Regions from separate parts of the Homo sapiens genome. Here region 2 is linked to region 1. A link is an interaction called in ENCODE POLR2A ChIA-PET data of the cell type or tissue named here. Cell type or tissue: OCI-LY7. All regions are shown on one strand. Links, peaks and the distances in the headings refer to the core of each region. The heading gives the core; the rest is flanking DNA.

Region 1 (10,407 bases), core at 1,822-6,821:
TAAATGTCTTGCGATTTTAATTTTTGAACATTCACTAACATCTAAATAAGAGTAGAGATCTCGATCCTCTTCTCAGTTCAGCTTCTGAATCACCTGGCACCATCATTTAACTTTACTGAGCCTCTATAAAATTAAGATACAATAATGCCCTATTTCTACTCTCCACTTGATAGTGATATTCCCAGTACTCAGGCAAGAACATGTTAATTAATAAGAGCTCTTTGAATTTCTTTGAAGCTGCTGAGATGTCTGAGGTGGCATGACAACACATGGCAGGATTAATATCATTTGCACTTATTTTGGTATTTATATTAAATATAATGCAGTATTTAAATTCGCAGACAAGTCAGCTCCCCATTATCTATGTTTTAATATTTATTTGTGTCCACTTTCGAGGTGAAACTGACTGTATTCAGCATTTCAGCCCGTGTTTAAGGTGGCTTGTCCCTGAAAGGTGGAGTGTTGGGGATTCATGCAAACATTTGAGGAAGGGCACCTCCCAGAAAACTTTCTTTGGTGCCTTTTACCTCCTGCTTCTTTTACTCACTCATTGGGGTTTTGCCAGGCCTTACACTGCTCTTTCCTCAACTTCTTTCCCTCTTTGCCGCTTTTCTATTTTGTCGTTCCATGCTTGAGCATGGCCTTCCCCTCCCTCTCCTGTCAGCCCCACCCACTCTTGTCTCACCCATCATGGCCCTTCTCTTCCTCCCAGTGGTTTTGTAGGATTCGCTGCCCTGGCCACTTGGGCTGCAAGTGGCCAGTGCTCCTGTTTGGCAAGCCAGCTGTGTGGCACTGCTGGGCACGCATCAGCAGACAGTCAATGCTAGGTCCCTGTTTGTTGGTAGGAACAAGATGGAAGGCAAAGAGTACCAGTGTCTCTCCTCACCCCAACCCCATCGTCTGTGTTTGACCCCACTCCTTCTCTGGACTCCTTGGCCTCTGTTTACTACATGGAACAGTGAGATGGGAATGTCAAATTATCTGTAGAGTGTTTCAATGCTAATCTGAAGAAGAGCTATCAGGCCTCATTACTCATGTGAATTGACACCAGTATGTAAGCACTGAATTAAATCTATTGTCGAATGGATTTTGGAAAGCATTATAGCAAGCATTAAGCAGGTACCCAAATGGGAGGACAGCCATCCTATTTTCCTAACTGTAGAAATTCTATTTAGTCTTTCAACAAGCATGAGGTTTTCCCCATCCTTTTGGGGATTAGTTCAGTCAAGATGGCAGCATAATCAAGATGTCAGAGGTGGTCCTAAGTGAGGAGGTTCAGGATCCAAAAGCCAAGAGTGGGCATTAATGAGTTCATGGGGTCAGGTGAGTATTATTCCGTGTTTGGTATCCCCAAGACCATCCTCAGGCTCAATTATTCACTAAAAGTACTCACGGGACTCAGAAAAAACTGTTATACTTATGGTTATGGTTTATTACAGCAAAGGGATACAGATTAAAAGCAGAAAAGGGTGAAGGTGCATGGGGTGAAGTCCAGGAGAAACAAGACACAGGCTTCCATGTGTCCTTTTCTAGTGGAGTCAAACAAATATGCTTAATTCTTCCAGCAATGATTTGTGACAACATGGGCGAAGTATTTGCCAATCTGGGAAGCTCACCTGAGCTTTAGTATTCAGGATTTGACTGGGATCAGTCACACAGACATGCAATATCTGCATGACTGACCTCAGCTACTCAAACTCCAGGCTCCCAGGGCAAAAATAGGTGTTCACCATAAATCACATTGTTGGCATAAAGTGTCTCATCATACTAGTATTGTGGGCCCAAGGCCTCTGGCATGCAAAATACTCTTATCAGGTAAAATGTTACTAGGACTCAGAGCTCATCTCTCAGAAGCTGGTCAAGAGCCAGTCCTAAAAACAGGCCTGTCTTGGGAATGTGCGGGGCTTGAGCAACTCAACCGTTTCCAGCACATATTCCCAGGGTGAAGACACTGGAAGGCTTTGGACACATGACTGAACTTCTCCTACCTCAGCTGTCACCTTCCAAGCGTAACATTCTCTCTTCCTTCCACATGGGATCATTGTGATTCTGAATAGTAACGACTATTTTCACAAAAAGTAGGTCATCTACAGCAAGGACACTATAAATTATTATTGTTATTTGTATCATATCATTATTATTCAGGGGGTGGAGCATGGGAATGAGCCCTGAACACTTCCTTGTTATCTCATAACAAGTCAGAAATGCCTTTTCCCAAGGTTCTGAAGGCAAAGATAACTTCAGAACAGCGTGTCTCCACTCCACACTGGCATTTAACCCTCTCCCTTGCTCTTCTCTGTCTCCCTTTACCTGGCAGTGGCTGAGAAACCCTGGCCCCCAGCATGAGAAGCGGACTCTGTTTGGCGACATGGTGTGCTTCTTGTTTATAACTCCCCTGGCCACCATCTCGGGCTGGCTGTGCCTGCGGGGCGCCGTGGACCACCTGCACTTTAGTAGTCGGCTGGAAGCCGTCGGACTGATTGCACTCACTGTCGCACTCTTCACTATTTACCTCTTTTGGACACTAGTAAGTATGGGCCGTGGCTGGGGTTCAGGCCATTTGGAGCTGGCAGCCTCACAGCTGGCACAAGCCTTTCCTCTTGTCTGTAACACATCTCACCTGCCCGGTAGAAAACAGACCTTCGATTGCTGGCGGGAGCATGAGATTTGGTTTATGACTATGTGTGTGTGTGTGTGTTTGTCTGTGTGTGTGTCTGTGCTGCTAAGGCGGATCACATAAAGAAAAAGTTTGGCTTCTGGGTGTCCATCAGTCAAAGACACAGACACACCATGGACGTTTCTCTCCTCTAGTAGTCTAGGACTCCATCTGTTATGAGTCTTGGCATTTTCTTTCCCTTGTTTATGTTTCTCATTTTTGCCGGGATTGTAGTATATTATGAATGATGCATTTGGCTGCTGTTGCTGTCACTGCCTGCACAGATCGTGAATCCTCCCTGCTGGTTATTTCCTTCTTACGTCCTGACACAGCCTAAAGTCTTTGTTGGACGTGGAGCCGCACTTTGCCTGGTGATTATTCTGTGTGTTGGGATATTGACTCTGCTGCCCATAAAAGCACTAATTTATCTAGCTGAGAAGCTGCCACCAAAGAAAGGCCATTTCCCAATAAGTGTTCTCGCTGTGTGTGAGGAAGAATTTTTACATATCACTTTTTTCATTCTTTTAACTTTTAACTTCATGCAGTAAGTTGATCGCTTGAGTACCAGTTGACAGCACCCACAAAATGCAACATTTGATCTCTCTCCTTATGCTTTCCTCTGGGAGCTGCAGGGAAGGACATCACTGTCTTCTAGAATATTTTCAGAAGCTGGGCCCCCTGCTTCCTGGCATTACTCTCCTGTGCCTGCTCGTTTCTAATCTGAGCACGTTCCACTGTTATTCAATATGTATTTCCTGTCTAAAGTGTACCATTCCCATATCCCATAGCACAGTGTCAGCATGTGGAAGCTGCTTCTAGCACATACTTCCTCCCTTTCTGTGTCTCCCAGACCCTGTTCCTCCAGCTGCCACTCCCACAACCCTGTTCATTTCCCTCTTCTTCATCATATGGCTCTTCCAGCTCTGTGCCTCCCCTCCAGTGAGAGTGTTCAAACAGTAAGGAGATACATTTCAGTTTCAGTAAAGAGGGAGTGTTCTAATGCTAAGAACTTATCTGAGTCTTATGGTTAATTTAGACATTCTGTTCCCAGGCTAGTGAAGCCCCAAGCAAAACTATTATTGCTTCCTTTAGAAGTCTACGCTTCCAGCTGGGCGCGGTGGCTCATGCCTGTAATCCCAGCACTTTGGGAGGCTGAGGCGGGCGGATCACTTGAGGTCAGAAGTTCGAGACCAGCCTGGCCAACATGGCGAAACCCTGTCTCTACTAAAAATACAAAAATTAGCTGGGCATCGTGGTGCATGTCTGTAATACTAGCTATTTGGGAGGCCAAGGCAGGAGAATTGCTTGAACCTAGAAGGCAGAGTTGCACTGAGCCAAGATCGTGCCACTGTACTCCAGCCTTGGTGACAGAGTGAGACTCCATCTCAAAAAAAAAAAAGTCTACGCTTCCAAAGTTCATCCTGGTTCATTTTGAATCAGGCAACGAAGCTGTTCCAGTAGCTTCCATTGTGATGGGAGGAGGGTTAGAAATAAGAAATGAAGGAGTCTAAGCAGCACTATCTAACTCCTGGTCAACAGCACCACCCTGGGAAAGTCATTTGGCTTCTGTGAGGCTCAGTGTCCTCATCTGTCAAGTGGAAATAGTGGTAATGCCCATCCTGCCAAATTCCCCTGGTGTTATGAGATTTAAGTCAAAGTGTTTATGGGAAAGTACTTTGGAGAATAATATAAGTTCTTGCCATGTTTAGAGGTTTTCTAGTCTATAATTTTTTTTAGAAGAGTGCCTATGATGAAGGATGGATGAAGTGAGCTTAAATGCTGGGCTTTCAAAACCAATGTAAGGCCTTTCTGAAATCCTGCTTTGTAAAGCATACACTTATCTAACAAGAAAGAAACAGGGTGATAGGTGGCTGGAAAAGAAGGAAGAAAGGAAGAAAAGAAAGGTTATCTCAAGAAAAAATGGATGTGACCTCGTTTCATCTCCCATCTCAGGTGAAAGGAAGGTTTGGGTAGAAAAGGTACCTAGACTAGGCTCTTTCAGGAAAATGGTAACATACTTCATTCCAGAAATGTTTCTCACGGGCAGTGCTATGCATGCGTTTAGAATCCAAGGGCCCTGTGTTTAAACCCAAGATTTATCACCCTAATAACAGTGTAAATTCAAATAGGATACTTAACCTCTCTGTTCATCCTTCCTCTTGTACAAAAAAATACAGGAAATAATTGATAACCGCTAGGTCAATCGGTTATTGCAAAGAGTAAGTGAGATAACGTCTGAGAACATACATGCAAGCACCTAGCAGAGTGTTGGCCCCAGGCTCCTTCCTGCGGCTTCCCTGCTCCCCCAGCTTCCACCCTCCCCCTGCCCTTTATAGAATGCAAAGTAGCAGGAGGGAAAGAAGGCATCTCTCCCCCTTTGACTGGTGTGAAAAACGTGCTGTGGAGTCAGCTCAGCAATAGGTTACTGAATATAGAATAACTCCGTCCCAGATAAATGCTGTGCTGAGCGGCCCTGGCAAGAGCCGTAATTCAGAAGCTGACAGCACTTGGAAACTGCCCTGCGGCAGAAACCCATTGTAAACAAGCTGTCAAGCTTAAGGAGAATATGCTGTGAAAATGTCTTAGATAAACAAACACGGTGTCAGTCCAAGCCTGGCTCCTCAGAGGAGCCGTTCCTGGAAGGGCCTCCCTGGTACTGTGAAGAAGGACAAGCGCTCACGCTGCACGCCTCAGAGTGCCTTGGAGTTTCTCGCAGGCACACGTGGCCATGCAGGTCCAGCCTTGACACACCCTCATGGAGTCCCACCTTCTGGAACCTGCTGTGTTCCAGAAGCACACCTGGGCCCCAGGAGGCCAGGGCCTTGGTCAGCTCCACCCTAAGAGCTCAGGGAGAGGTGTCCTAGAAACATCACTGTCCATGTCACAAGTGATTTGAAACCCGTAGACAGACACAAAGAGAGCTGGCTGAGAACTGAGTCCACATTAAACATGAAGAAATTGTCGGTAATGGACTTGGTATCAGCCCCAGTTTGGAGTTTGGAGGAGAATTGAGGCACCATGTACAGGAAGTCTTTCCACTCACTGCATCACTGATGCAACCAGTGTCCAGCACAGAAGGGAATGAATGAGCGACCCGGTTCCTCAAAGTGTGACTCCCAGTCCCAAGGTTTGATTGTTTAAATTCTTCTTATAAAGGGGGAACTGCCAATGGAACGCTGTCCCAACAAGGCTCACTGTGGGGCTGCTTTAGACACATCCCCCACACGGCCTACAAGCATCCTGAGGGTATTCAGCGGTATTTCCCCATGACCAATTCACTCCTATACTCCTTTTCCCCAGTGCAGTCAGAGATAGATAGGTGAGCTGGGCACATTGCTGAGGAGGCCGTTTGCCAAGGCCTAGTCCCATCGATATCCCTAAGTCACACCACTTCCAGAGAGAAAGGGCAAAATCAAAATATGTAATCAGATATCCCAAAGCCTTCTGTGACTTTTTTTTTTTTTTTTTTGAGAGGGAGTTTCGCTCTTGTTGCCCAGGCTGCAGTGCAGTGGTGTGAGCCGAGATCACCGCAACCTCCGCCTCCCAGGTTCAAGCGATTCTCCTGCTTCAGCCTCCCAAGTAGCTGGGATTACAGGCATGTGCCACCACGCCCAGCTAATTTTGTATTTTTAGTAGAGACGGGGTTTCTCCATGTTGGTCAGGCAGTCTCAAACTCCCAACCTCAGGTGATCTGCCTGCCTCGGCCTCCCAAAGTGCTGGGATTACAGGCATGAGCCACTGCACCAGGCCGCCTGCTGTGACTTTATAGCACACCTTTGCCCCAGCCGCAGTCACCTCCCTAATGGGAAGAGTGGATGCTAACATTTTCTAACCCTTCTCATAATATTCATGCGATCACAACTCTTTGTACAGCAGACTTGCCCATGATAGGAGGTTAGTTAGATGAATAAACTAGAAACTTCAGGAAGCGCATCCCATAAGGAGCAGTATTTTTATAATAGTGGCCCTATACTCTCTTCCTCCTCTCTCCTAAACTCAAAAATTTAAGAAATATCTAAGTGAAATTCCTAACATTATTGTTGGAGCATCTTTTTATGTTTTCTTTTTCCTCGCTGCCTTATTCTTCTTCTAAATTAGACCTCCTTTCTTTCCAATTATATTGCATTGCAGGGATGCAGTGTCTTGGAGCATCTAGAGAAGTAGCATTAACCCAGGGCAATGCAAACCTGTGGTCTCCTTGGCGTTGTGCTCAACTTGCCTTTATTTTCCCTGACAAAGAAGCATCTTCTTATGTTGCTTTCTTCTTATTAATTGAATTTGCCTGCAGACTGTAGTGATTAACCACAATTAAAATAGATTAATGTATAATAAGATCTCATCTGTTTGTCTACACAAGTGGGCTGAATTTTTTAATTTCCTGGCCATGGAACCAGGAGACCTGCTAAGTCGCTGACTCCCTGTGTTCCTTGAAGCAGTGCGTCTCAGGCTTGAATGCACATGCGGATCACCTGGGGGTCTTGTTAAAATGCACTCTCTCATTCCTTAGGTCTGGGTGGGGCCCAAAATTCTGATATTCTAACAAGCTCCCAGGTGATGCAGCCTGCTGCTGGTCCAGGACCACGCCGAGAGCAGAGCCTTAAAGGAAATAGCCCAATCTGTCTCTGTCTCTCTTTTTTTTTTTTTTTCTTTTTCTGTTACCCTGTATCTAAAGGGTGTCACAAAATTCTTTCTTATATTTAAGACACACAAAATACCAGCCCAAGAACACTAAAATGTATGCTCTGTGCCCTGTGCTAGGTGTTTTATATGCATTACATCAAATATCATTATTCACATCTTACAAACAAGGAAACTGAAGCTTGTTGACAGCAAATAACCTCCCCAAGTCACGTAACCACTAAGTAGAGGATGCAGATTGCAGGCCCGTGTGCCTGGCTCCGGAGCCTGCGGCCTGCACTCATAACTACTTCTCCAATTACTAATGCCAGTGTGCACAGCTCTCAGCATCATGGAAAAGGGGACTCTTGATTTGAAATCCAGCTTTCCCGTAATGTTCCCAGATTCCAGACTTCTTATATTGCCAAAGTTCCTTATTAGTATAATAATTGTCTGCATTCCACCTCTTTCCCGCTGTTGGCCCTGAACAGCTGGCTTCCCAGCCTGCCTCTCCTACATTCGTGAGTGGCACCAAGCAGCAGCAGGACAGAATAGATACAAGAGAATCACACTTGAAAAAAAAACCAAACTGATCCACTTTAGCATGTTCAGGGACTTTTGGAGAAAAGCACTTCTGTGTGAGTTTAAAAGCGTATATTTTCATACTCAACCCTCTCTGGCACTCGGCCCGTGGCATCTGCTTTCTAGCCTCAGAAATTTGAATAAGTGGCCTTGAATTTCATGATCCTGCCATGAAGACTAAAAAGCCCATTCTGATCAAGGGCCTGCCTTTCATCTACTTCCAGAAACTCGAGACCAAGTCATCAGGCCAGCCTACTTTCTGACCACCATAGACCTTTAGTGGGATCAACACAACACACCTACTCCCAGATAATTAAACAGCCCAGACCTGATTTGTCACTCCAAGCTCATGGTCTCCTTCCTTTCCAGCACTTACCTACACATCAGACTCTGAATTTCTTGGACGGTCCATCAATGTTTTATGCCAGCCTTCTCCAAAACAGACTACAGGTTTAAGCATCTCATTCCAATATATGTACATAAAAAGCAAGCACCTTGGCCGGGCACCATGGTTCACGCCTGTAATCCCAGCACTTTGGGAGGCAGAGGTGGGTGGATCACCTAAGGTCGGGAGTTCGAGACCAGCCTGACCAACATGGAGAAACCCTGTCTCTACTAAAAATACAAAATCAGCCAGGCATGGTGGCTACTCGGGAGGCTGAGGCAGGTGAATCGCTTGAACCTGGGAGACAGAGGTTGCGGTGAGCCGAGATCGCGCCATTGCACTTCCGCCTGGGCAACAAGAGCAAAACTCTGTCTCAAAAAAAAAAAAAAAAAAAAAAGACAAGGATCTCTCAGGCACCATTATGTCACTGCTTCTACCATCATGTATTATATGAGAGGTTTGGCAGGACACAGTGGCTCACGCCTGTAATCCCAGCCCTTTGGGAGGCTGAGGCAGGCAGAACACTTGAGATCAGGAGTTCGAGACCAGCCTGCCTGGCCAACATGGTGAAACCCTGTCTCCACTAAAAACACAAAAATTTGCCAGGCATGGTGGCGTATGCCTGTAATCCCGGCTTCTCAGGAGGCTGAGGCACAAGAATCGCTTGAACCCGTGAGGCAGAGGTCACAGTGAGCTGAGATCATGTCACCGCACTTGAGCTGGGTGACAGAGCAAGACTCCATCCAAAAAAAAAAAAAAGAGAGAGAGGCTTAAGTTTGAAGCAGTGTTGCAATCAGAAAATATAGGATGCTTATTCACTCATTCATTTACTCAGCAAACTCTCTTGAGCAATTTCCTAAGTGCAAGACATTGTAACAGGTGCTGGGCATGCAAAGATGAACACAACACAACGCCTGCTCTCAAGATGCTTCTAGTGCAGGGGGAGAGAAAAACATGCACAGTGCTGTTCAGGACACTCAGTGCCATGTGGGTAAGCTTGAGGCACAGTGGGCACCCAAGGGAGTCGTGCCCCACCTAGCCTGAGGCTCGAGAAGATTTATCAGGGGAGTTAGTGGCCACACTGTGATTTCCTTATTGGAAGCTATAGAATGCTGGAGCTGGATGCAATTAGGAATCACCCACTGGGGCCACCAGGCTGTTGGGCAGGTTGTCCACAGGACAGTACAAAGGGTGTCCTTCATATCATAGTATGAATGGGATCCTTTGAGTTGTGCAGGGTCTAACTTGCAGGAAGGTTCATGAAGCCCTAGCATCCCACTCATCTAACAGAGAAGAACCTAGGCACCTGATAGGCGCATTGCTGAGGTCACACAGCTGGGCGAGGGCTGGCATTGTATCCACCACTAGTCCGAAAATAAATCCAAACTCAGAAATAACCTCATTTTCCCATTTATATCCTGAATTTACCCGGTATGAGGAGGAACAAAGGAAGCCACCATGCAAGCCCTGCCCATGTGTCCACACATAGGGTGCTCTTTGGCTGGTGCCCAATCTCTCAACACTCACTGCGTGCCAGAGCCATTTTCCCAGGGTTCTTGCCCTGCCATAGTGCTTCCAGCTCTTTGAAGCTCTTTCAAATGACATATTTGTTTCTTGTATTGATTATCCACTTCTGCTGACCTGAATTCTTTTCTCTTACTTTTCCTCTCCCATCCCCAGGTGTCATTTAGGTACCACTGTCGATTGTACAACGAGTGGCGTCGGACCAATCAGAGGGTGATTCTCCTCATTCCAAAGTCTGTCAATGTACCTTCTAACCAGCCGTCCTTGCTGGGCCTCCATTCGGTCAAGAGGAACTCAAAGGAGACAGTTGTTTGATGTTTGTATGGTTGGTTGGTTGTTTGATTCATTGTTTGGGGTTTGGAAGTGTCTGCACTGGGGTCATGCACTGAGCGACCCCCAAGCCCTTCCTTAAGCCTGTGGGTCTAAGAACATCCAGAGCATATTAGCACATCACTCCAAGCAACAACCTCCGCCAGAAGAAAGCAAATGCTGTTTTACTTCAAATGATGGATGCTGCAATCATATGATATTTGCTAAGCTGCCAAACATGTTTATTTAGCAGATACTGTATGGAATTTTCTGAACACCTCTTTAACGTATGAGGAAGGTTGTCCTGCTACGGATGCAATTCAATTCTTCCTTT
Region 2 (10,407 bases), core at 3,593-8,592, 97 kb before region 1:
TGAATACCCAGTTATTGTGAGCTCTTATTATTTGTTAAGTACCAGATGTTTGCCAAGCTTTGTGCTAGACCTTAGAAATACAAAAACACAGAAACATGTGGTCCATGTCCTAAAGAGCCGCAGTCTGGTTGAGGAAGTAAATTCTGGGCTAACAAGTAGAGTCAGCAACCTAAACAAAAGCCCCTCAGAATGACTGTACTGTTGAAACATAAATAGGACTGATAAAGCCCCAGGTTATTACAACATCATATTAAATTAAGGAAAGTCCGTGTGCAACACCTACCTTGAGAAATAAACATGTATATACATATCTAAATATGATAGAGGTAACAAAAGTTTTCAATAATAGGATTTTTCTTAGGGGAGTTCCACATCAGACTTCTAAATCCAAGGTTCTTGACATCTGGAGTGGAGTCTTCCCATTGATAGTTCAGCCAGAGCCCTTGCTCCAGAAAATGTATGTACACAATAGTTTGCATAACATTCCAGGGATCTGAGAGCCCCAGAAGCCCATCCATGAGGCCTGCTCCATGTAGTTCCTCACTGGGCTGGTCACACAGTACATAAAAGCAGTGGCTCCAAAAGAGGTGCTCAGTTACAGAAGAGAGAGAGCCGCTCATAGAAACAGTCAGGGCAGTTCTGTGTGAGAGCAAAAAGCCGAGTTGCATAGAGGTCCAGTGGGCAGTGAGGGGAATGTTGAATGAAGAAAACGTCTTTTTTCTTTTCTTAGATAATGCTGATATGCCTGTAACAACTAATGTAGTCAGAACGAGTACTTCATATATCTGTCACATGTTTAATTGTGGACACTCTGACATCTTATCTTCTCTCCTGTGATCCTTTCACCTTTTTCATAAATCTCTGTTATCTAGGTATGAAAAGAAACCTTAGTATCTACTAAGCCAAAACATCCTTTCACATAGGGTTGATCTGGCTTTTTGTTCTTTTTCCCCCACTCTTTCCCTATTCTTCAACATTCCATTCCCAATATGTCCAGAACTAATTCTGCATGGGACCTAATTATCGGTTGGTGACCCGAATGGGGCTGGTCACTCTGGGCAGTCTCTCTCTCCTTGGCCCTTTCTGGCCTTTAGGTCACATGTAGTACTTTATCAGTTCCCTCCAAAATAAATCCAGCTGCAAAAGTATTGGAAAATAAGGTAGGTTTTACTGAGGGTTTTGGGGGTAGAGTGAAAAGAAAACTCACCACGTGAAGACAAAACATCACAAGATTCCCAACATACAATACTCAACTGCCAAAGCCTTTCTCTTGGGGGCCAGCCCCTCATCTTTCCTCGGCTCTACCTGCCTTCCCCACACTCTTGCTCTGTACTTGTGCTAATTCAGAGAATATAGCTCCCTCAGCTTCTCCAATTTTGCTTTCTCATATCTGTTAGTTACTTAATACTGCCTTGAATTATGAGAAAGCCTCTATGCTAAGGATGACAATTTTTGTTTGTACCCCTAATCACAAATGTCTTTGTGTTTTACTTAATACATTGAAGGCATCCTTGATGTTAGGACATGTATATTAATCTTGCATTTCGGAATGGCCGAATAGTGTTGCCTTGTATACATGCAACATGCTGTGTTTAGCCATTCCTGTACACTTACCTTATTTCTTTTTCTTTTTTCTATTATAAACAAGCTGCAATCAAACATATATTGCACACTTATATGAGTATGACTGTAGGATAAATTTCTGGAATTGATATTTCTGTGTCATGAATATATGCATTGTAATATTTAGTAGTTATTGCTCTCTAGAAATTTATCTTCCAAGCAACGGTGTGAAAGAGATCTGTTTCAGTTTTCCATAAAACCCCATTTTTATGTTTGTTTACCTTATTTTATGTTTGCCGATTCCTTGATTTAGGAAGGGCTTAAGGTGGCTGGCAAGGAAATATACATTAGAGGTAGATGGGTTGGGGGTAGAAGTGAAAAATGAAAGGTAAGAATATAAAATGGACCAGTGATTAAGATTATTATAAAAATTCATTCAGGTTTATTCTATGCCCTAGGTGACCTTCAGGTTTGGTGCTAAGCTTTCCAGCAGCCAAGGCAAAGAGGGGAGTCAATTATATAAGCCACTACTAAAACAAAGCTGTGCCTTGGGGTCCTTATAAAAATGAAAAAGGACTTTGTACAGGGCAACAGTAACTTCAGCAGCATGACTTCATGTGATCCCCTCAGCACCTCTGTATCTGCTATTTACCTCGGACCCAAAACATGTTGCCCTAGAGCAGAGCTCTGCCTTCAGTCATGTACGTGCTGATTATGTTGGGTGGACAGCAGTCTGGCCAAAACTGATAAAACCTGTGCCTCCAAATGTGGCCTGATAGCAGGGCATTAAGAGCAGGCATCACCTCTCATATACATAGACCTTCCTTTCTCTTCAAAGCTCCTAGGAATTGTCTTGGAGGATGGGACCAAGAAGCAAACCCAGGATCGGTGGATGTAAACCAGATCAGGAAAGCATCACTGTGGGGGCATTTCCAGGCAGGATGTGTGGGCTGCCTGCCACGTGAGCAGGTGGAGGGCCCAATGGGGCTCTCCCTGCTGCCAGGATCGGGGCGAGGATTCCCAGAGGGAGAGAGAGCCAGGTGCCATGTGTGCAACTGCAGATGCCAGAGTGGGCTCCTGAAGGAAATTGTGTCATTTCAGCTCCTGACCTCAGAAACAGGAGATAGGAGAAAGCCATGGTGACCTCAGCTGGGTGGGGAGACAACTAATCAGCCACCCCAGGTCTGAGGTGGCCCCAAGGCAGGTCAAGGATGTGAAGAGGTCTAGATAGATAGAAAGGAAATACAGAGGCTCAGCTTTTGGAAACCACACAGGGGCTGAGTGCCCCAGTAGAGGGTCAGATAGTTCTGCAAGGAAGCCAGGGTAGCCCAAAGCAGAGGCAATGAACCTGGAGACCAAGTAGCAGAGGAGCTGAAAGAGAGTTTGACTTGTACCTAGATTTGAAACCAGAGTAAGCTAACAAGAAGACAGAATGATTCCTAGGTTCAGGGCTGGCAAAATGCAAAGTGAAATTGATCGAGTCATGTAAGATTTTGTGTCCAAACTCCACTGGGCTGTGGATAATTTTACCCTCAAGGTCCTCCACACTGTAGTATGGACACCCAGGTGTGTCCCATAGAGGACATAACAAAAATGTATCTTAACTGGGAAAAAAAGATTAACAAAAAGAATGAAGATGTGCCTCAGCTGCATGAATATAGAAGGAGAAAGATCCCTCTATGTCATTCCCTGGGTGATAGCAGGAGAACATTATCCTAAGTAGGAAAAAAAGACAGTGGAAACCTGGTTGAAGGAGCTTTTTTGCACATCACCCTGGGGAGCCACAAAAGAGAGACAGGAACAAAAGAACAGCTGCAAAGGGAGTGAAAGAAACCCAAAGAGGCATTGGCACAGGCCTACTGGGAATATGATATGGCAAAGAGAGAAAATGAGGTCTGTTTTCTAGTTAGAGAAGATTGATCTATTCAAAGGACTTTAAATTTTGTTGATTCACTTTGGGTGCATCCATGTGAAGGTTTGAGTTTTGAATCATCATGATTTTTAGCCAGTAAAAGTGTTCTGGGTTTTAGCTTCACCCACATGGACCTCAACTCGCTATTTAGAAGTCTACTGCCCTTCAGGTGGGTTGCCAACAGACTCTGCCTTTGCTGTACCTGGGAGAATGGCTTCCTCATCACCACATTCTGCATCCTTCCAAGATGGCAGTGAAGATCTTCCCAGGGCATCTGGCATTAGCAGAATGCGGCTGATGAGGAAATATGACCCCAGTTTAGGCCGTTTTACCAGAATATTACACAAATTACAAAATAACTTGATAGCTAGAAGAGAGGATTTTGAATGTTTTTACTACAAAGAAATGATTAATGTTTGAGGTGGTGGATTTGTTAATTACCCTGATTTGATCCTTGTACAATGTATATCAAACATCTCATTGTACACCAGAAATATGTATAATTTTGTGTCAATTAAAAAGAGAAGAAAACTTAATAAAAAAATTTTTTTCAACTATATATGTGAACACATGAAAATGTAATAGTAAAATTTCATTGTTACAATATTATATCCCACTTCAGCCAGGCCCAGTGGCTCACACCTGTAATCCCAGCACTTTGGGAGGCCAAGGCAGGCAGATCACAAGGTCAAGAGATTGAGACCATCCTGGCCAACATGGTGAAACCCTGTCTCTACTAAAAATACAAAAATTAGCTGGGTGTGGTGGCATGCGCCTATAGTCCCAGCTACTCGGGAGGCTGAGGCAGGAGAATCACTTGAACCTGGGAGGCGGAGGTTGCAGTGAGCTGAGATTGCACCACTGCACTCCAGTGTGGTGACAGAGCGAGACTCCATCTCAATAAATAAATAAATTTTGAAAAAAAGAATGTTATATCCCACTTTAAATATAGATTTCAGAATGAATGGTAGCCAGATTACTTCAGCTGTCACATGTAACTTACATAGCTTCTCATTAAGACTTTTAAGTCACAGATAAAATTAATTTATTGGAATAAAGTAATGCTCAAAGCATGACTGAACATGTAAAAACTTAATAAGAAGCAGAGTTTAGGTTACAGAAAGAGATGTACTTTCTTATTGTCTGAGTAAACACAGTCTCCGTAACTTGTGTGTGGTGATCTGAAATCTTGGTCAAGATTCCCTGAAATCCACTTTTAAATGAGTTCATCTGACAAACAGTGCTAGAAAGGCCCTACCTTTGATCAACGCAATGATTTTGATTTCAGAACCTCCAACTGAGGTTCCTAATCATTCCTTTGGTAACAGAGAGTTTTGAACAAAATACAAGGGCAAGAGTATCAGGAAAGGTTACTTTTTTTTCCCTCTGCCTCTGATTACCCAGAGAGCAACAGTGAAAAATATGGAGGAGAAGAGCAGAGGGCTCTTTTGGTCCAATAACAGAATTCAGAAGTAGGACACACTGGGGAGGCTTCTGCCTCCTGCAGTGGTTTTCTCCAGGATTTTTTACCCTCACTTAGGTGTAGCCTTGACAGGAAAGGATGGGGGCCAGGAGCCTGGACCATCATTCCCAGCAATCTGACCTGCTTGAGGGAGGGAAGGGTCCCCATCCATCTTTTCTTCATTCTGGGCACCTCACTTTAAAAAATAGATTTTGCGGCCGGGCGCGGTGGCTCACGCCTGTAATCCCAGCACTTTGGGAGGCTGAGGCGGGTGGATCATGAGGTCAGGAGATCGAGACCATCTGGCTAACAAGGTGAAACCCCGTCTCTACTAAAAAATACAAAAAATTAGCCGGGCGCGGTGGCGGGCGCCTGTAGTCCCAGCTACTCGGGAGGCTGAGGCAGGAGAATGGCGTGAACCCGGGAAGTGGAGCTTGCAGTGAGCCGAGATTGTGCCACTGCAGTCCGCAGTCCGGCCTGGGCGACAGAGCGAGACTCCGTCTCAAAAAAAAAAAAAAAAAAAAAAAAAAAAATAGATTTTGCTTAATATTCTGGATAGAAAGTATTCCTCTTACAGATCCTTCAGTCTCCAACTTATATTTATGCCTGAAAATAATGTTCTTTATGGCCATCACCTTAGGCAATTTGGATGGTGATGAACTACAAAAACGTATATATGTTCTTACTAATACGGATAACTTACTGCTTTATCATTGCACAGAGGCAGTAATCCACATCTCTTTCCTAGCACTACTGAAGTAGGTAGAGTCATTACAATGCATTTTAGTCAAAAGGAATGTGAGAGTTGAGGATCATTGCCCCCAAATTCTCTCTGCCACCCTCTGCACTTCTGCAATTGTCTGCTTTAGCATCTAGCTAGGTGAGCTCAGATGTGGTCTGAATTAAGAGCAGTGTGACCTCAGAGCTGCCAGGTTTGCAGGCGCCTCCCCTACAGGTGGAAGCTATACTTCTGGATTGCTCCACCTGGCAGGAACCCCAGAGAGGTGGAATTCCATGCGTTGTGCTCGGACCTCCACAAACTGCAGGCTGATACAGAATGTGTTTACTGGGTTAGTGCAACCTAGCATGCAAACGTGGACACAGGATAGTCACAACTCCCACAGCAGCCTAAAGGAACTATGCAGGTCAGGTTGTGAAATGGCACCCAGAGTTATTTAGAAGGGCGTTTGGAATTCATAACGAGGTTGGTTTTGTTTTAAACCCTACTGTTGTCCTGGTAGGAAACAATGAGTGTTGATTACATTTTATTCTACTTAACATCAGTGCTTCTCAAGGGAGATATTGGTGACATGGAATTAGGTCTTATATTCAGGCATATAGCAAAAATAAATAAAGAACCTGGGGAGAAGATATTAAAATTTTAAGTAAAAGTGGAAATGAGACTACGAACAAAGGCAAAGAGAAAGAATATTTTAAACTGATATATCATGTGATATAGAGACATTAGCATACACTTTTGTTGGGTACGGGGAGAAATGTGGTATATAAATTATGCCAAAATCAAATTTTTCTCCATTGCTGGAGTGTATTTGGGATGGGTTTCAAAACTCTCTCAAATATACAGGGTTTTTTTGGTGTTTTTTTTACATCCTGTTTCAACATCCAGGGTCTAGACATTGGACTTCCTTCAAACAAGAGGCCAGTGAGAATAAATTTGAGCATGCAGTTGTTAAAACCACTCTCTTCCTCCACGTAGCTCTTGACAGCAGCTGCAGAAAATGAAACCTGTTGGGGGTGGAAGTGGATGGAGGTAAGGCAGTCTCAGATGGGAGGAATATGCTGATAGAGGAATCTGACCCTCAATTAATGAATGGCATCAACACCTTTCATGTTGAATGGCACACCCGAGGCCTGGGTGAGACAAGCAGGGAGAGAAGAGAAAGATCATATCTTGTTAATTGACCTCATCTCACCTCCTCCCCCATAAAAGCACATGACTTGTAACACAGAACTTCCTTTAATTTCATCAGACTACCTTGCCCAGAAACGAAGCACAGTAGTGATTATGAATGAACAGATACTTTGCCCCTACCTCTTGCCATTATCTCTTCCATAAACTTACTTAGGGAAAGCTAACATGAATCTCACTTCCTGGTTTTTAGGGGGTGATTTGAGGTTCTGGGAATTTTTTTTTTTTTTTTTTTTTAGTTCTTTAATTTTAAGCAGTCAAACACTCTGTTCCAAACAGAATGCAAATCCCACTCGTTGTACTCCTAACTTTGTATTATAAATGTTGGACTCTGTGAAAGCAGCAAGAGTAATGGTATAACTGGTGTGGATAATGACAGCTTTTGGTCTTGGAAAAGAAAAAAATGAAAAGACTTGTTCAGAATTGCAGAGCCAGGGAGTCTGGCAGTTTTTTCTCATATTTCTAGGTGATAGACAAATTGTTAGTTACCACATGTATAATTTATTAGTAATTGCTCTAATTTGCCTCCTAAGTTTCTAAGTTGCCGGTTCACTGAGATCAACTGTTTTGTACCCATAAAATAAGAATCATATGGTAATTTAATGAAGTAGCTAGCCAGTTAGCATGGTTTCTGTGCAAATGCAGTATTACCCTTGCAATTTAGAAAAGGGGGAGAGGAATAACAGTGTCAAACTTCTTAGAAGCCTAGTGACTAATTGTCACTTACTGGGATTAAAATGCTACACCCACATTTTCCTCTTGTGGACATATGGACACTAAGATAACTGTCTTTCCTTTGGGTTGTGTTGCAGTCTCTTTAAAACAAAATGCTTCCTTCCTCCTGGGAGCAGTGTAAGAGCTGCTGAGTGAAGGAAGCTGGATCCCTCCCATGGGTGATCTCTGGGAGAGAGGCCTAGAGCCTGCTAATGAAGTTAGAGCACAGCTTAAGGTACAATAGACCTGCTGCAAGGATGTTGGGGATAGGGTCAACATAGAACATTTGTTTTTTCTTTTCTTTTTTTTTTTTTTTTTTTGAGACAGAGTCTCGCTCTGTCACCCAGGCTGGAGTGCAGTGGCGCGACCTCGGCTCACTGCAACCTCTGCCTCCCGGGTTCATGCCATTTTCCTGCCTCAGCCACCCGAGCAGCTGGGACCACAGGTGCCCACCACCACGCCCGGCTAATTTTTTGTATTTTTAGTAGAGACAGGGTTTCACCATGCTAGCCAGGATGGTCTTGATCTCCTGACCTCATGATCTGCCCGCCTCGGCCTCCCAAAGTGCTGGGATTACAGGTGTGTGCCACCGCGCCCTAGCCTGTTTTTTCTTCTTAAAGCAAGCATTCTACTTCTCTCCAAACGTAATTAGTTGACTTCAGGTATGGCTATAAGAACATAAATGCAAAAATTTCTTCTTATGGCCAGACTGTCAGATTTCTCTCTGTTCTTGAATTTTCTCAACCTACCAACAATAAATTGTCTACTTATCTTTTAAACTCAGGAGCCAAACAAGCAGAGTCCTCATTCTGCTTCATGTGACATCAGCAAGACTGAACTCTCCTCTGCTTGCTGTGCTCTGTTCTTGCTGGTTTGTAAGTGGCAGCAATCATAAGAGGCAGGAACACAGCTTCCCATTTGTTTTTCAGGTTTAAGCTGTGGTTTTGGAAATGACAGGAAGTAGGAAAATGAAGCTTTTGGCTGGCCTTTGAAGAAACTGGAAGTAGAGGTGACAGAATACATGCGGATTGCTCTGGACCTTTTTGGAAAATCACTCTTTTGCCCAACACAGTTGGCAACCATCCTGGGACCGATAAAATTCCTTTGCACTTCATCAGAATTTAACTTTGGCTTAATCTGTCAAAGTCACAACCACATCTCTCAAGAGTACCATTTGGCCACAAGTCAAATACATTATCACAAACACATTAGATGTTCCTGAATAGCATTCCTAACCCATAGCTGATGTCCACATTCATCGAGCAAGATCAAATACCAAAAGAAAAAAAAAAAAGAAAAAAAGTAATTTAATCCATGCTAATTTTATTGAAATCAAGACACTTTCCTAAGTGGACAAATTTTTAGAAAAAGAGCATAAGCCAGCTGGGCGCAGTGGCTCACACCTGTAATCCCAGCACGTTGGGAGGCTGAGGTGGGTGTATCATCTGAGGTCAGGAGTTCGAGACCAGCCTGGCTAACATGGCGAAACTCTGTCTCTACTAAAAATACAAAAGTTAGCCAGGTGTGGTGGCATGTGCCCGTAATCCCAGCTATCTGGGAGGCTGAGGCAGGATAATCATTTGAACCCGGGAGGCAGAGGAAGCAGTGAGCTCATATTGCCCCACTGCACTCCAGCCTAGGTGACAGAGCAAAACTGTCTCAAAAATAAAAAAATTAAAAAAAAAAGAAAAAAGAAGAAGAAAAAGAGCATAAGCCTGGAACCTGAAATGACATCACCAATGGTTAGAAATTTTAATGAAATTGGGATACTTACAGCCTCTTGAATTTCTCAGTAGATTATTATCATATTCATCCCCAAGGAGAGTCACCTAGCTTCATGTTTGCTTGGTCAATGTTTGGTAAGCACCAGGGCGAGATGGTTGGCCCATGTATCTAAAGTAGTGCTACTCAGAGTGTGGTCTTAGGGCCAGCAGCATCTGGAAGCCTATTAGAAATGCAAATTAATGGCCCCACCCCAGCCTCCTGTAGCAGAATCTCTGCAGATGGGGGTCAGGAATCTGGGTTTTTATAAACTCTCCAGGTGATTCTAATGCTCGCTCAAGTTTAAGAACCACTGGCCTCACATCTCCAGAACAAACTGTCAACCAGCAACTGATGGTTTGTGGTTATGTCTGCAAATGAAAGAAGTGCAGCCATCCATGCCATCCTCCCTTGGTTGGAAACTAAGTCCCAGCTGCTGATTTTTGCTTCCTTTTCTCTACATTTCCAAATACCTGTGTTAGAACTGTGGGGCTCTATACATAGAAAATGTCTTAAAATAACAGTCTGTGTTTTTAAACTTGGGACTGTAAGGGGCTCCTCCTAAACATGTTTGGAGTATTTTATTTTGCTGATACTAGAAGCTGACCATTTACCTAAATAGTAATATACACCTTTCCAGAATCAGCTCTCTGGACAACCCAGCTGTCTGCTGCAAAAGAGCAAAAAACCCTAAAGTAGACCAAAAAAAGTTCCAATCATCCAACATATATATGTTGGGTAAAATTGTGCATCAAAGCTCATACCTTTTTCTAAACTCTTGGAGGCCATCAAAATCTACTCACTCTTACTTTCTAAAATTAGTTGTACCTTAGAAGTACATAAGTTTTTTAAAAATTCAGATGCATAAGAACTAATTGTAAGAGCTAAAATATAAAACTCATAAGAAAACACATGTAAATCTTCATGATCTTGGATTAGGCAATGGTTTCTTAGATATGCCACCTAAAGCACAAGCAATGAAAGAAAAAATAATTAAAATTTGAAACTTTGTGCTTTAAAGGACTATTTCAAGATAGAAAGTGAAAACACAGCCCATAGGATGGA

The links. ChIA-PET counts read pairs that join two places held together with the same protein. Peaks named below come from ENCODE experiments on the same cell type or tissue, not always from the same donor. Only the 100,000 strongest peaks of a DNase experiment are listed, where the experiment ranks them.
Region 2: POLR2A ChIA-PET joins it to region 1 with 28 read pairs; 4 of 35 experiments call an interaction of 5 or more read pairs at or near these places.

What each region holds. Positions count from the first base shown.
Region 1 is chr5:126,870,305-126,880,711 of GRCh38, reverse strand. It overlaps MARCHF3 (membrane associated ring-CH-type finger 3), which reads left to right. Exons shown (of 5, transcript NM_178450.5): 4 at 2,318-2,527; 5 at 9,921-10,407. The coding sequence ends at 10,079. Among named protein-coding and RNA genes, the nearest start is that of LMNB1, 98 kb to the right of the region's middle. RefSeq lists an enhancer at 4,850-5,349. In OCI-LY7, for the core only: no CTCF peak of the experiment used is centred there; no DNase peak of the experiment used is centred there.
Region 2 is chr5:126,968,943-126,979,349 of GRCh38, reverse strand. All of the region lies in intron 1 of MARCHF3 (membrane associated ring-CH-type finger 3), which reads left to right. Among named protein-coding and RNA genes, the nearest start is that of MARCHF3, 56 kb to the left of the region's middle. RefSeq lists enhancers at 6,727-6,776, 6,797-6,886. In OCI-LY7, for the core only: no CTCF peak of the experiment used is centred there; a DNase peak (open chromatin) is centred at 6,639; H3K4me3 peaks cover 2,653 bases; H3K27ac peaks cover 3,078 bases.